Regions from separate parts of the Mus musculus genome. Here region 2 is linked to region 1. Evidence: chromatin loops called from intact Hi-C (ENCODE). Cell type or tissue: heart. All regions are shown on one strand. Links, peaks and the distances in the headings refer to the core of each region. The heading gives the core; the rest is flanking DNA.

Evidence for each region. Peaks named below come from ENCODE experiments on the same cell type or tissue, not always from the same donor. Only the 100,000 strongest peaks of a DNase experiment are listed, where the experiment ranks them.
Region 2: a loop joins it to region 1, with 2.9 times the contacts of the local background. A loop is called at or near these places in 9 of 42 quality-filtered maps.

The regions. Positions count from the first base shown.
Region 1 is chr10:89,454,406-89,462,747 of GRCm38, reverse strand. Nr1h4 (nuclear receptor subfamily 1, group H, member 4) reads left to right here. Exons shown (of 9, transcript NM_009108.2): 8 at 6,104-6,217; 9 at 7,800-8,342. The coding sequence ends at 8,038. Among named protein-coding and RNA genes, the nearest start is that of Gas2l3, 15 kb to the right of the region's middle. In heart, for the core only: a CTCF peak has its summit at 699 (motif pointing left); DNase peaks (open chromatin) are centred at 677 and 3,877; H3K27me3 peaks cover 362 bases.
Region 2 is chr10:89,322,735-89,331,076 of GRCm38, reverse strand. It overlaps a transcript of Ano4 not described here. Among named protein-coding and RNA genes, the nearest start is that of Ano4, 69 kb to the right of the region's middle. In heart, for the core only: a CTCF peak has its summit at 3,975 (motif pointing left); no DNase peak of the experiment used is centred there.

The DNA of each region.
Region 1 (8,342 bases), core at 199-8,198:
AGGATCTCAGAGGAGTTGTCATTTGTTCCCTGGGAACACACCAGGGTATGGAGAACTTAGTCTGAAAACGATGTTGAAGGCATCCATAGGATTGGATGCCGTGTTCAGGTATACAGTTAACCTCTGTGTTATTGCGAAGGTGTCATTTCTAGGAAAAATTAAAATTAAATCGTTTGAACAAATAGCATCTGTTTAAATACGATGCCCAGTCTATCTTATCAACAGCAATAAATCACACAAAGCCATCAAGAGTCGTGGGAAATACAGCTTCCATGGTACACATTCTTGCATGTAATACGTATTCCACACACAAAGTAACTGCCTGCTTTTATTTCTGATTAATACTAGGAATCCCATCAGGAAAGAAACGGTTCATTATTTTAAAAAGCACAGTGATAGAGCACTCGCCTAGCAGCCCTGAGGCCCCAGGTTTGATCCCCAGAACAGAACAAAGAGAAAGAAAGCATAGTGATGTTCTACTATGGGTCATTCTTTCAGATAGCGTTTCTGATCCTTGAAAAACCAATTTGTCTATCACAGAGCCCCCATCGCGCTCCCCCTTAAAGGGAAACCAAAAAACAAAGGTGCGTAAGTAAGCTGATTTTCTTTTAAGGTTCAAACTTTTTCAGACAGCCTCGGTGGTTGAGTTAGAAAATAGCGCTCTCTTGTGGCCAATGTTGAGACAACTGGTCCTAAGAGTGAAAACACTAAACCAATTCAATCACGTTATAGAGAGGGAAGCCGGAAAACGGGGAAGAGCTGCCCCCTTCAGGATGATGTTATTACACTTTTATACTGGAAACTGCTGGCTTTTGAAACACTCTTGGTGTTTATGTTACTGTCCTTAGTAAAATTGTCGATTCTGAATCCCAGAGAAGACTCACCCTTGATCTGACTTGTAGGAAAAATAATTTTGAAAACGCATATTATTTATTATCTACATTTTTCTCAACCCCGGGCTTCAACACATACAAAAGGAAACAATCATAGCAAGCATTTTAACTTATTTTTTCCCCCAGACTTCATCAACTATAATTAACTGGTGGAGGCAGCTTCACTGGAGGCTGAAAATTTAAAGGGATGAGCAAGCTAGGCAATTTGGCAATCGAAGATGAATTCTAAATACTGAACATCTTCAGATTTCATTGATTTGGATAGTATCTCTAAATCCCATGGCATTTAAAATGATGGCCCAGGACCTGTGAAATGGTTCAGCAGGTGAAGGTGCTTGCCAAAAATCTTCATCGTCTGAGTTCGATCCCAGGAGCGAAGGAGGTGGAGGGAATGAGCCCACTCCTAGACACTGTGCGGTGATCTCCACATATGTGCGGCATGCATGTGTATATACTCACATAAGCAAACAGCGGTATTTTTGTGACTTCGTAACTCAGGGCTTATTCTGCTTTGCATTCTAGCCGTTTGTGCTCTGGTTTACACGCTCCGAGGAAACAAGTTACGTTCGCTTCGTGAGACATTTGCTCACAGATCAGTACTCTCGAAAGCCACTTCCTGGGACGAATTGGCCATTCATAAATAAGCCAGTGATTCAAAATAATAAAAACAAAATTGCTCATTCATACGCTGAGTCCTTCAAAGTGACCAAAAGTATGTGTGGCCACTGGCAAACAGAATGGGTAATTCTCTAACAAATACATCCAGACAGGACACGCCTCTCTGTGACATTTCTTTACCCAGTCTTTAGTCTATTTAATGATGTATGCAGATGCTGACATGGGAGATACAGCAGTGGGAAGTAGAAAGTGTACTCATGTGCACACATACTGGTAAAAACATGAATATGCTTTGGCTAGAAACAGATTAGCCGTACCAGGTAATTCAAATGCGCCAGGTTTGGAGGCATATGCCTTTAATCCTAGCACTCGAAAGGCAGAGGCAGGAGGATCACTGTGAGTTTGAGGCCAGCTTGGTCTACAGAGTGAATTCTAGGACAGCCAAGGCTACCCAGAGAGACACTGTCTCAAACCCCTCTCCCCTCCAAACTTAAAATGTATTTTGAAGAAATTTCAATAAAAATGAATTGTTCCACAGAAATCTGTTCGGCAAGTTAAAAACTTTCAGGAATTTACTGAGATTCTCTCTAAACACAGAATAAAGTAAGGTTGTGGGCCAACTGTGCATTTTAGGTGATCTTTCCCTACGGGTGCAGACCCTGAATATGGAAGGGCCTGAAGACGGCCTTCCTTGACTTTAGACGATGTCTTGCTACATGCCTTGGACCACCCATTGACTTCAACATCCCCCTACCTCAGTCTCTCAAGTGCTGGGATTTACAGCTAAGACGACTAAAAATTTAAAGGTAAAATAGAATATTTTACCTTTTAGGAAAGAAAAATTACAAATCTTTGTTTTGGTTTAATGTCCAGAAAAATCCTGAGGCAAGTCACTGATCAGATAACCACCCCCAGGAGGAAGAAAAATGATCTTTTCACTTGGGGTGTGGCACATGCCTTTAATCCCCACCCTTGGGTGGCAGAGGCCAGCCTGGTTTACACAGTGAGTTCCAGGACAGCCAGGGCTACATAGAGAGGCCCTGTGTCCAAAACCAAAATATGAATTTTTTTCTTGTAAAACACACACACACACACACACACACACACACACACACACGCACACACGCACACGCGTGCACACACAACACTGGCCTGGCAAGGTGGCTCTTGCTGCAGAGCCCGATGGCCTACGTTTGATCCCTAGGACCCACACGGTGGAAGGAACTGACTCCCAAGAGCTGTTTCCTGACCACCACCACCACTCCCATGGGCACTGCGGCACAGCCCCCAACACACATGAAACTAAAACAAACAAATAAAAAATATCTTTGTAAAGGCAGAGGGACACACATCTAATCTAGACTAAAACTGACTGAGGTCGCGATGAATTAATTTGTTAATGCAATTCATCTGCTTAACAATGGTAAATGTTCATTTTTATTTTTGTGGTACTGAGGATTAGACCCAGAAACTACCATTTCCTAGGCAAGTGCTTGCCCCAGCTCTGTTTTGACTGTTTTTGGAAACTTATTTTTACTTATTTAATTTTTTGAGAATTGTATACACGAGTAGTGTATTTACATCACCCCCTCCCCCAACTCCTCCTGTGTTCCACTCTTGAACACCAGAACTCTTCTTTCATATCTACTGCATCCATTCAGTATTGCTCCTATGTGTATAGGTTTAGGGCTGACCACGTGGGATTAGATAGCCTATCAGGGGGCTCATTCCTGGAGAAAATGGATTCTCCCTCTTACCAGCCATTGATTTCCCCCAACTCTCCATCCAGGGCTGGAGACTTGGGAAGTTTCCCCCATCCATGTTGGCTTACCCACTGATTACTATGCAGAACTCATGTGGGCAGCCATAGTGTTCAGATGGCATGGCTGTAGTGCCTGACACATCTAGGGGCACTATCTTAAAGCTGACACTCTGGTCCCCTGGCACTTGTAATTTCCCTGAGCCTTAGGTGCCGGGGTGATGTTGCAGAAGTAACACCTGCGACCCGGCTCTCCACAGTCATGTACTCTGCACTTTGACCAGTTGTAGATCTCTGTAGTAGCTTTCAGGTCTCACTGGGTGGCCAGCTATCCTTGAACTTGCTCTGTAGCTTAGGCAGGGCTATCCTCCTCCCTCCGACTCCCAGTTAAATGGAATTACAGGCCTGCCCCACCGTTGAGGGCTTACTGGGAGGTTTGCAGGTTTGCAAGAAAATACTCTCTGTATTCTCTTATGCAATACTGTATGAGTCAGATGTCAAAGTCAAGAGTTGACTCATATTCTCTAACCCTATGTTGGAAGCATTGGGCAGCATTCCCAGGTTCCTGCTTCAGTCCTTGAATGTTGTATCTCATCTGGTCATGGGTAGTTCTGCAGCAGCTCGATAAAGGGCACTCTTCCATGTGATGTAATCTCCCACTTGTTAAACAAAGACTTAGCTGTTAAGAGAATCCACTGGGGTCAGACACATAATCAAAGGATGGGGGGAGAGGGTAGTGGTGTGTGGTGTGTTGAATCTCTGGGAGAGGCTAAGGACTCAATTTGGAAGAGATTTCAAGCTCGTCTAAGGGAGGCTTTCACTTGCTGACAAACTGACTTGATAAGGTGTACAAGGTGGTAGTCATACTCTTAAGCATCGGGAGTCCAACCCTATTCTGATTTGTTCAGCAAGAATTCTGTGGCTCTAGACTTGGCTTAGAAAGGAAGAAAGCAATGGATTCTCAGGTGGCACAATCTTGGGAGTGTGGTCCTCATCTCCACTCATCAGCTAGTCATATCTCTCCTGTCTCCTTGATTCCCTAACCAGTCCTTCTTCTGGAATGAGACCATGTGTAGTGCATGCTCCAAACTAATATTAGAGTAAGACAACACACGTTGTCTTAAATTATAAACAAGAATAAAGTTCAAAGGGAATGAGGGGGCTCCAAGCAGAGACAGCCGTGGGTGTACAGACACTGGGAAAATGGGATTGCCGAGGGAAACTGTGTGATGGAAAAGCAGGGGAAACTGAGTCAAAGCCTGCCAACTTTGGCTCAAGTCATGGCACTGCCTCTCACCAGCTCTGTCTCTTTGGGCAGCTTACTGACTTTTCTGTATCTAGCTAGTACAGTAGTTATTAACCTGCCTATTGCATAGCAGATAGCCTGGGTAGCAGCTATTCACATTACAGTTCATAACAGTCGCAAAAATTACATTTCTGAAGTAGAGACAAAATAATTTTATGGTGGTGGTGGGGGTCACCACAACACAAGGAACTGTACTAAAAGTTCGAAGCCTCAGGAAGGCAGAGAACTGCTGGTCTAGAGGGAGTTTAGAAAACTTGATGAAGAAACAGCAGGAAATGAGTGGATTTGGAGGAAGGGGAGAGGGTTTGGGTTTCCCCTGGTGTCTTTGGTATTTGACATAGCGGGATTGAAAGGAGTGGCCAAATGTACCTGTCACGGAGTGTAGTGCGCGTTAGGACCTGGTAAATACTGACTCAGTGTGCTACAGTCCCTGATGGTGACAGAGGCGGAGGTCCCCATTTAAAAGAAAAGCATGCATATGGCAGAAGCCATCGAAAGGTTCTGAAGGTGTGGAACAAGTGAGGAGAATGTATGGGATTTCAAGTTCATGGGGGCCAGTCATTTATCTGGGTAGAGAATGGGTTAAAGAGAGGTAAACAAGACAGGGAGATGAATGAGAAAGCAGTTGCTATATGCCAGATAAAGGGAGGTGACTGGGTGATACTCACTCAGTACCAAGAGCTACGGGAGGTAAGGCACCCTGGGGTGAAGAGAAGCAGTGAGACCCACAGGCCCGCACACCAGAATGTCAGCCTGGACAACTGGGTGCTAAGGATGTCCACCACTGAAAATGGAGAATCCAGATGTGGGCTAGGAGAAAGTCAGGAGGTTTGGTCCATATCTGGAATCTTTCATATTTGACATACCAAGTTTGAAAAAAGGGACCCTCCTATTGATAAGTGGATGGCAGGCAATGGGTGCTTCAGGTAAATCCAAACCCATTCATAAGAACTCTGGCCAACTTACTCAGTGAGGTTGTTTATGCTTCTGAACAGAGGCATAACTATGCTTTGTTCATTATTAATCTTATTCTCTATCTTGAATTATCTATTGATATTGTTTAAAGTAACACGTTCCCCACCCAGAAAATGGTGCAATTATGGGAATTCTTCTAACCCACCAATACTATCTTTTATCATTACACACTGGCGGGTGAACAAAGACAAATGCATCCAACAGGAGGCTGTCCTTTGAAGATTCTGCTTACTGGTCTTCTTATCACGCACTGCCTTTGGCTGAGATGTATAATTTAGTATAACTAAATGATTGGGTGTGAATGGAGACAAATGTGAATGGTCACAGGTTCCTGGCTTTCATCATTACATCATTAGATCTTTGATCTTTAGAATCCACGTGAAGGAGAGGACCAATGCCACAAAATTGTACCCTGACCTCTACATGCACACACACGTTCACACACACATGCATGCACACATACATGCATGCACACACACACTTGCTACAATAGTGAAAGCTAGAATTAAAATCCTGTTATTGTAACTGCTCTTTTTGAACTTTCCTACATAGGTATCTCTGATGAGTATATAACCCCGATGTTCAGTTTCTATAAAAGTGTTGGAGAACTCAAAATGACTCAGGAGGAGTACGCTCTGCTCACAGCGATCGTCATCCTCTCTCCAGGTAATAATGCTGTCATAATTATGAAAATAATGTTGGTATTTTCATACTGTTTGCTTCTTTCTCAGCATAGTCATGATGATGATGTGGATTAGAGAAAATATGGAAAATACAGAGACACAAAAAGTGGCCCACAATTCTACCACTCAAATAGAACATTATTATTATCTTAATATACTTTCAGTTAATATCGAAAAAAATTGCCCTCATGGTTCCAATAACTACCCATTCAACACCTCCTACACAGTGAATATGGCTCTAAACTTTAGGGATAAATTGAATAGCGCTCCTACGAGGTCATTGTTCTAGACAAGTGAGGAAGATGACAAAATTGCTACAAAGTATGTAATAATAATAGACAACCCCAGTGACCCGTGCCTGTAATGTCTGTACTTGGCTGATTGGAGGAAGAGTACAAATTTGAGCTCAGCCTGGGCTATATAGTGAGAATTCATCTCAAAAAACTTACAGTGATGAGGCTAGATGGGAAGGAAGTGGGAAGAGAATGGAAGTTCATTAGTTGTCAGGGAGGGCTCTAAGGAGAGTCACTTGTGCAGGAACATCAAAGACATGGCATACATTGTAACATTGGAGAGACTGATACTTGTGCTGGGATATCAAAGACATGGTATACATTGTAACATAGCAGAGATCCGGCTATCCTTTAGAAAACTCTTTACAGGGCTCTTGTTAAAAGTTATGATGTTCCACTGTATGACTGCTCTTCAAAAACATACTTAATAATCACTGATTGTGTAATTATATGCTTCTAATTTTATTATTGTTTTGAAAATTGTGGACCTGAATATCTCTCTGCAAAAAAAAAAAATCTATTTTCAAAGTTGACTTTAATAATTTGGGTGAAAGTACTACTGCATTTGTCGTTTGTAAACCATACCATGCTAGCCTTAGATGATTTTTTATTTATGATAAATAGGCAGTTGCTAGTTGATATTCTTTGGGCATTAATAATTATGATTGAGGGGAGAAAAAAACCATTTGGCAGAGCCACCTGGCATTACACATGCAGATCCCCTATGGCCCAGGTAGTCTGGGAATGTTCCCCTGAGATAGGATGCCTATACCTGTTGTGTGGGTTTCCTTCAATGACTTTGATTGGGAAGGACGTTTAGGGGGAATTCTGGGAGCATTGGTGTTCCCTTTCTTGGTCTTCATGTAAGTCCATTGTACACATGTGTGTATATACTTTTTATATGTGTAGATATGAGTGTATGTACATGCAAATAATTTAAATTATATTGAAAATGTTGTACACTATATATGTGTGTATATATATATTTATATGTGTATATAAATACACACATTTTAATACACACAATTTCTCTGGCTCAGGGAAATTACAAGAGCCAGGGGACCAGAATGTCAGATTCAAGATAATGTCTCCTAGATGTGTCAGACACTACAGCCATGCCATCTCAACACTATGGCTGCCCACAGGAGCTCTGCATAGTAATCAGTGGATAAGCCAACATTTAAAGAAGCGTAGCCATTGCCATAATTACCCCTGATTACTTTTTTTTAAACTTTCTTTAATCTTGCTATTTTCTTGAAACCCCCCACATAGACAGACAATACATCAAGGACAGAGAGGCGGTGGAGAAGCTGCAGGAGCCCCTGCTTGATGTGCTACAAAAGCTGTGCAAGATGTACCAGCCTGAGAACCCGCAGCATTTCGCCTGCCTCCTGGGTCGCCTGACGGAACTCCGGACATTCAACCATCACCACGCTGAGATGCTGATGTCTTGGAGAGTGAATGATCACAAGTTCACCCCGCTCCTCTGTGAGATCTGGGATGTGCAGTGATGGACACCAGTGGGGCTGGCTCCTTGTCCTCCTCGGAACAGAAACCTTGTTTCGTTTGTACCTGGTTTCACTCAAGAATCTCAATGAATATTTATGTGGCAATTATACACCTCCCACGGTTGTAAATACAGACTAGATAGAACTGCTTTCCCCACACTGTATTTTACAAGGCTTCAGGAAACCCCACTGGCATGCCCTTTTGGCCTAATTAAATCAATTGTTACTTCAATTCTATCTACTGAGCTAGGGGCATTTTATTCTTCATTCGACAATATTATATATATTTTATAAAGTTGAGCTGTTT
Region 2 (8,342 bases), core at 267-8,266, 130 kb after region 1:
TCCTATGTACTCACCAGGTTTCCATGTTTACTGGAAACACTAGACTCCTTTTTCTCTGCAGATGATTGGTGAGGGTGCCTGGATTTGATTTGCTGCTGCTGCTGCGGTGGTGGTAGTGGTGGTAATGGTGGTGGTGATAATGGTGGTAGTGGTGGTAATGGTGGTAGTGGTGGTAATGGTGGTAGTGGTGGTAATGGTGGTGGTGGTGGTGGTGGTGATGGTGGTGTTGGTGTTGGTGGTGGTGTTGGTGTTGGTGGTGGTGGTGGTGATGGTGGTGGTGGTGATGGTGGTGGTGGTGGTGGTGGTGGTGGTGGTGGTGGTGGTGATGGTGGTGGTGGTAATGGTGGTAGTGGTGGTAATGGTGGTAGTGGTGGTAATGGTGGTGGTGGTGGTGGTGGTGGTGATGGTGGTGGTGGTGATGGTGGTGGTGGTGGTGGTGGTGGTGGTGGTGGTGGTGGTGGTGGTGGCGGTGGTTAGAGCATGTTGTTTATCAGTGCACTGAGAGAAATTTGAGACAAAAGCATGCTAATTTGTTCACACTTTCTGTCCAGAGGTCAGAAAAAGACTGTGTTCCTCAGAGCCTCCTTGCTTAGCACAAGGGATAAATGACTTTCAAAGGCACAGTGGGGGTCAGGGAGCACTTCCTGGAACACACTGGCTTGCATAATCTGCCTTCCTTCTCCTTTGTCTCTCTTCTCAATTATTTTTCTTTCTTTTTTTTTTTCTGTATAAAAATAGTCAACAGTTTATTTGTTTTTTTCTCTTGTCATTTTTTTCCTCTTAAGACTTTTCACCAACAACTTCAATTAGAATACTGACTGTCTTGAGTATGGGCCCTTCCCACACACAGTTCATTGTCTTATCTCTCAGGCTGGCTTTGGTTATTTTTCTAGTGGAAGATTGTGGCTTCCCAGGAGGGCAAGTCTGAGCAAGTTCCTTCACTTTTTAAACCCTCAGTTTCTTAGCTGGGTAGTGGGATATGCGTACCTACCTCAAATAAAACACTGGGTGTACATGGAGCAATGACTGCTTAGCCCAATTCCTGGCAGACAACAGGTGCTAGCGTCGATCTGTTTGACTCAGTGGTTCTCAACCTGTGGGTCACGACCCCTTCGGCACTGCGGGAGGAGTTGAATGACCTTTCCACAGGGGTCGCCCAGGACCATTGGATAACACAGATATTTACGTGATCATTCATAAAGTGGAAAATTACAGTTATGAAGTAACAGCAAAAATAATTTTATGGTTGGGGGTCACCACAACACAAGGAACTGTACTAAAGGGTCACAGCGTTAGGAAGGTTGAGAACCACTTGTTTAACGTTTCTGCCTTCTCTTTCTCTTATGTTTTTGTATAATTTAATATTCCTGGTCTGTCCTGCCACAATATCCACCCTTCTGGTTTTCTTTTTAAGAGTTATGAGCTATATGAGCTATGAAAGATGGAGAAACTGCCACAGACTGGAGTAGACTGGAGAGTATCATAGCTAATGCAATCTGAGACCCTGAACCACGTTTTTTGTTTTTTTATAAATTTTCGGGAAGTCCAAGATTATCTCCAAATTAAAATTAAAATTAAAAGGTTAACTTTGCACAAGTGGGAAGCACAAGACACAAATTTATAATTAGACAAGAGTTGTAAAAAGCCATCCCAGGGACTCCTACCCAAGTCAAGTAACAAATCCTATTTGGCAAGACCTAGCCATGTCCTAGACCTTCTCATAACTTAAACTCTTCTTTCCCAATCACTGTGCAGCTCACTGTAGTGGTAATCATTTTTGTTACTCTTACGTGCAGTTTTACTGTCCATATTATGAATCCATGAGTAATGTAAGTTTGTTCTGTTTTTATTCAAGTGGTTTTGATTGTGTGTTCGTCTGTGTGTGTGTGTGTGTGTGTGTGTGTGTGTGTGTGTGTGTGTGTGTGTGTGTGTGTGCAGGCCAGAGGACACTCTCATGGGTTGCTCACCTTTGGGTACTTGCGGAGCAGGCTAGGCCGGCTAGCCAGTGAGCCCCACGACCTGCACTCTCCACCTCTCTCTTCCTCTCACTGGGATCACACAGGACAGCACCATGCAAGCCTTTGCTTGTTCGTTGTATAACGAGTTCTGGGAATCAGACTCAGCACTTGAAAAGCACTTTCCTGACGGAGATGCCATCCCAGCCCTCTTGTTCAAGTCTTCGTAACTAGAATCACATGCATTGCTCCTTGTTGGATTTTTTTTTTTATTCAACCTTATGTGAATGAGATTAACCCATGATACTTTGTGAAGATTTGTTTTCTTTCTTATATAGTATTCTGCATTATAGATATGCCTGTTCTTTTAAAACAATAGAAAAAGAAGGATAGTTGATACCAAGTGGGTGTTTTGTGCTGCTAGACGTGGCTGTAGAAAGACTTTATTATTAACTGGTTTAATGTTCACATAATAAGTTTAGTGCCTTTATTATTTCCATTCCCCTATACAAAGAAACAAAGACCAATAGACAAATAACAGGCTCAAGACATGCCCAGGTGTCTTATATATATTGTTATATACAATATATAAATCCTGAGATCATACTCCAATATAATACTATATATATCTCCAGGATCTACAGACTTCATTGATTTCATTCAGTTTCAAGATTCCCCTCTGGCTACACGATATTCTCATTTCACCAAAATTGGTCCCTCAAGGACTAAATCAATATTAAGGCTGTCCTGAAATGTCTGGTTTAAGAGCCACACATAAGCTTTTGATTGATGTTTTCTGTTTGAGGCCCACAAGTGTGTGCACCTTTCTCCACATGGTTTCCTTGTGTCACAGATTGCCACACCTCCTGTGCCTTTGCAGCCCTGACTTAGCACTGAGAGCAGAGGGGTTTTGCCGCTTCGGTTTACCCACAACCCCTTCCTAGACAACTGCTTCCGATTCAAGCGTCCTACTTTACTACTGACTCCTAGTCTTCGATAAGCATTTCTCTTTTGTGCCTGTTCTTCCTGCTCATCCACGGCCGCCTATCACTAACAGATGCTTTCTCTCTGTTGTGTGCATTTCCCATGCCTTTAACCCTGCCCCCTAAAGATCTCCTTTCCAGCATCTTCTAAAGGCAGACTGTTAATGAAAGCTTTAGAGAGAATCGAGAATGGCGACTTTGGAGCAGGTAGACTCATTGGCTATGCTTTAGATCTGAATTGGTCGATCCAACACATTCCACATAGACTGACTTATGTGCCAGGGGTACATTTCCTGTGGCTGATCTTATGCTGTATCTTAACTCCCTATCCTTGAGATTAGCCTTATGACCACCATGTTCAGGTGGAGACCAATACTGAAAGGAATTAAGCAAGTTAAAGAACTTACATTAAACAAAGCTGGCCTATTTCTTGTCTGTGACCACAACCTCTTTATAACTAGGAAGAAGTAAAAGCAGCCGTGTGTGTGTGTGTGTGTGTGTGTGTGTGTGTGTGTGTGTGTATGTACCTCCTTTAACTTTTTTTCCCCTTTTGTCTTGCTTTAAATCAGTGAACATTGTTATGTTTGGGTCTGCCCTTGACAATCTCAGGGATTGCTGGTGTGCAAAAGTACCCACAACCTTGAGTGCTTGGTGCCTGTGACCCATCGGATGAGTCTGAGAGGCACCTTTGTCACAGACGCAGAGCTGCCTTTGTTGTTATTATAGTTTCAGTCATAAGCTTACATCGTAGTCATGGTAACCACGAGTTGGTATTAACCTTCTTCTTGTCTTGCTTTCTTAACAGACAAAGATGTGAGCAGTGGGAGTTATAACCTGTCCTCTGCGACCACGGGCAGCTACTACAGCTGTGTCAGCCAGATCACCATAGGTGAGCAATTGCAGCGACTGTCGTGTAACACGCTTAACCTGAGTGGGAAGGCGGCTTAGGAAGGAACAAGGAGAAAAATACCTATGAAAGAATTGGTTTTCAGAACCACAGCAGTTGCTGCTGGTGGGTTCTCGTCCTGGGGCGCCCTCTTGTGGATTTTTGCTGCTATTGGAAGGAGTCGTGTAACTAGCCTATAGCGAATGGGTCTTTTCCTGCTTCAGTGCTCGCCTTAGCTCTTTCATTGGTGTGTTATCTGAACTGTGATGCACTTAATATCACAATCAAGTTCTTCTGTAATATCTGTGGAGAATTATTAAATATTCTTTCAGGAAGAAACCTCCTGGTAACTGCAAATAGAAAACGAATGTTATGTAAAGTACAGAAAATTTTGTCCACCAAATTTTGTCCACTTGGAGGGAAGGAGTACCTTTCCTGTCTGAAGAGTGTGTGAAGCAGATGTTAGTGTGCTGCTAAAATCCAAAGTCAGACTTTCCTTATTGGGATCTGAATGAACCAAGGAGAACCAGACAGACATAACATTTCCCACCCTCTCGGATGCCCTTCTGCACGTATTACGCCTTGGTCGTCCTTCAAGGCATTCTGCTGTCTAAAGAATCCCATGTGTACTAGCCACCCTGTCCCTCCCTTCTCTGAAACAACATTGCCACTCCCTACAGTATGTGACATTGGAAATGTCCTCATATTGGGGCATGCAGTCCTCTCACACACCCCACCCCAGCCCTGTCTCATGCAGGAAGCCCGTGAACTGCAACAAAAGGGCAGAGCACACCTGCACTCTCTCCTACTTTCTTCCCTACCCAAGCTTAAATGTATTTACTGTGTCCAGATAGGGAAGAGTAACATAACCTTCTTTGTTTTTCTGCCTGTTGAGTCTATTCTCTCCCACTTCTTTCAAAACTTTCCTGAGTCCAGAATCGTAGGCAGTGACTTACAAACAATTTGGTGGTGACCACAGCTAATATTTATTTTGTATTCATGCGCTGCTGTTGGCTCTCTATTTAATCCATTTTACTAGACAGGAACTCTGTGAGATGGCACCAGTATTTCTTCATCATACAGATTAGGGGACTTGACTTCTTTTTGTTATTGATATGATCAGGGTTCCAGTATAGGTCTCTTAGACTACAACCCATGCCTTGGGACTCCAGAATGTGGCTTCTTTAACTGCCATAGCAGGGAGCTCTGTCAAATAATGACGGGCCTGTAAAATGCATTTGAATTCTTTTGATTATAAAGTCGCAAAAGTATATTTGAGCAGAAAACTACACATGGGCACCTTCTATTTGAAATACCCATTAAAAACCACATTGGATTTAAAATGCCACCAAGCAAAATGGACCCCAATTCCCTGATTAGTTTACTAAAAAATGTCCTGTGACTGCCGGGATTGCTGCTTGCAAGACAATGTGCTATTAGTTTCAGTGGGACGATCTTTGACCCTGACATCGTACTTCTGGGTATTTTATAAAGTGTCTGCACTGCCATCACCTCTGTCTAATTTACTCTGAAGTCCGTTGCTGCTCACTGGTACGAGGTCTCTGGATCTTTACATGGTGTGAGTACGCTCTGACATATCCACTTTTTTCAACTCTCATGAAGTCTGTGGGTTGGTATCACTCTGTTCGAACACCAAAGCAGACTCAAGCATTAAAACTAAATGGGAGAACTTGGTTCAGAGTATTATTTTTTAAGTGATTAATTTTAAAATGAAGAGTAATGACATTTAAAAATAATCCTCTGGAGTTCACCCATCAGAGCCCGTTTGAAAATATCAAACACTTAAGATCTTTTTGGAAATATTTGTCAAGCAGGGGGAGGCCATAGAGGGAGGGCCTGCAGTAAGGCATTGAGAAGCTTGAATGACCAGCATGGATGAGAGACTATTCTGAGACGATTCTGTGTTTCCTGTGGGAGATTCTAGTGTGTTATGCAAGTCAGTGGCTCTGAGTAGAGTCACTGACATGAGACAGTAACAAAGCCAAAAAAGTGGGGTCAGGAGGCACATTGGAGGGTGAAGGACGGGTTAGTGGGCTAGAATGGTCATTGACTGCATCTGAGGGTAGACAAGAGTGCTCTGAGGCTTTGAGTCAGGTTGCCAATGAGTCTAGCCACTGTCAGAAATATGTAAGTTAGGAAAAGGGTACAGCCAATATAGTTTGGACATGCTGGGGTGTGGCCCATAAAGCTTGGCTATGAGGTAATGCATGGGACTCCTTAAAATCTCTTGAAGGAAATTGGAATTGTGGGTAGAATGGTCAGAGGCTACAGTCAGAGGCACTGCCTGCATGGAGAGGTTGGGTATGTCTTTGGGATTGCCTGAGATCCTGAGAGTGAGAGCCACTACATTCTGTGTTTAGAGAGCCAAGAAGTCTTTGAGGGGAACCCAGTTAGGAGAGAAAGACAGACAAAGGGAAGGGAGTTAGACAAACATGATTCTCGAAAATCAGAGCAACTCAAGCTCAAAGTCGACCCTGAGGGCCCCTATATAAGACTCACATTGCAGAGTTTGGTGTAAGGAGCTGTGGGGCAGCATGGGCTGAATGACAAAATCCCCAGTGAAACTGGAGGGAGGCCGAGTAGTAGTGATATAGTAGGAGACCCAATGGGGGAAGGTGTTCCCTAAGTGCCATTCTGAGGACTCTTTCTGTATTTACTCACTTCATGCTAACCAAGGTCCTGAGGTAAATATGATTACAGCCTTTACTTTATAGGTGGGGAAACCAAGACCCTGGGAGGTTAAGCAATTGACTCTGGACTCATTGGTAGTAAGAACTAGGGTTTGAGAACAGGCAGCCTTGATTCTGTTGGATGGCTTTCCTGTTACCTGGCAACTTGCACACAGAGACAAATGCTCTTTCTCTATCCAGAAGCTGTACCTACCATGTCAGGATATGTGAGTTAAACTGGATCTTCCAAAGGCGTCTCGAGTCTTCAGTACCTGAGAATCAAGTTAAGATGACACCATACTTGCTTAATCCACCAGTATGCCTGTAATGAGAAGGGGTAGAGAAACACACAGGGACAATGCCATGTGGCAGTGGGATAAGATGTCTATCAGCTGAGGAATAGCAATGAATTCTAGGAACATAGGAACCCAAGAAAAAAGCAAAGACTAGATTCACCGGTGGAACCATCAGAGGCTGTGTGACCCTTGTGACACATCACTTTCGACTTCTGCTTTCCAGAACTGTGAAACAATACATTTCTGTTATGTTTTTTACAAGAGTTCTTACAAATCTAACCTCTGAAAGGGAGGTGGGGACAGGGAATGCTTAGTTTTCTAAGGTGACAATATAACCAAACTCCTAATTCAGTTCCCCGATTGGCCAAGACCGTAGGGAGCTTATTCTTTAACCAACAGAAGACCAGAGGCAGAGTTGTTCTGAGCTGTTGTGAGAGGCCTTCTCCCCTCCACTTTCCTGGTGGCATATTCTCATAGTGGCGGCCACAATGAGGAAAAGGAATGCACTGTCTTCTTAGGCCTCCACTAGTGGAGAGCCTTTCCCCTGAAGAGCTTCAGGAGACCTGACTTGCATCCACAGGTTTAAGGGGTCCCATGACCATCCCTGAGTCAACCAACTGACCGTGTACCTATCAGGGCCACTTGAGGGTCTGGACAAGTGAAATTAAATCAGCTGTTGTGAGTTGCTGTCCCCAGGACTCCTCGGGGTTGGGGCAGAAAACAATGTCAAAGCTGTTCAAGGAAGGAAGGCCATGAGGTTCTGCAGAGGGAACAGGCAGCATCCATTTCCCACAATCTATCCAAAGACTTGGTAATAAAAAGCTTTTGGTGACATTCATGGCAAACGCAGAAAATAGAAAAACAATGTAGACACTCAGGGCTAGAGTGAGGGCACCTTCCTATGGATCATTTAAGGAGCTGTTTGAACAGTTCTTTGCTTTCTTGTATCCCTTACATTCATCCTCTTAGAGAGGTTCTCAACCTATGGGTTGTGACCCCTTGGGGTCGAATGACCCTTTCACAAGGTTGGCCTAAGACCATCAGAAATCACATTACGATTCATAACAATAGCAACATTACAGTTACAAAGTAGCAACAAAAGTAGTTTTTTGGTTGGGGGTCACCACAACATGAGGAGCTGTATTAAAGGGTCACAGCCTTAGGAAGGTTGGGAGCCACTGTTTTAGATAACAGTCATCCTGTATGTGAGGGATTCTAAGATACAGGGCTTGTATAGATTAATCCTTACATGAGCTGCAGAAGTAGAGGTATAGGAAGGATCTGAGGCATAGACAAACCACTCTTTCAAAGTCCTTCAATATGTTTTGGCTCTTGGCTGACTCCCTATTGTATGGTAGCTCTTATCCATGTGTTAGAGCTGTCAGAACCTCAGAGGTGAGTACCATCAATTTTCTTCCAAAGACTGATGACAGCACCGGGTGTGCCTTCTATGGTCCCCTTCAGTTTTGAGTCTGTCAAGTGACAATGTTGATGTTGAACCTAAAGCCAGCCGAGATACCTGTTGCTACCTT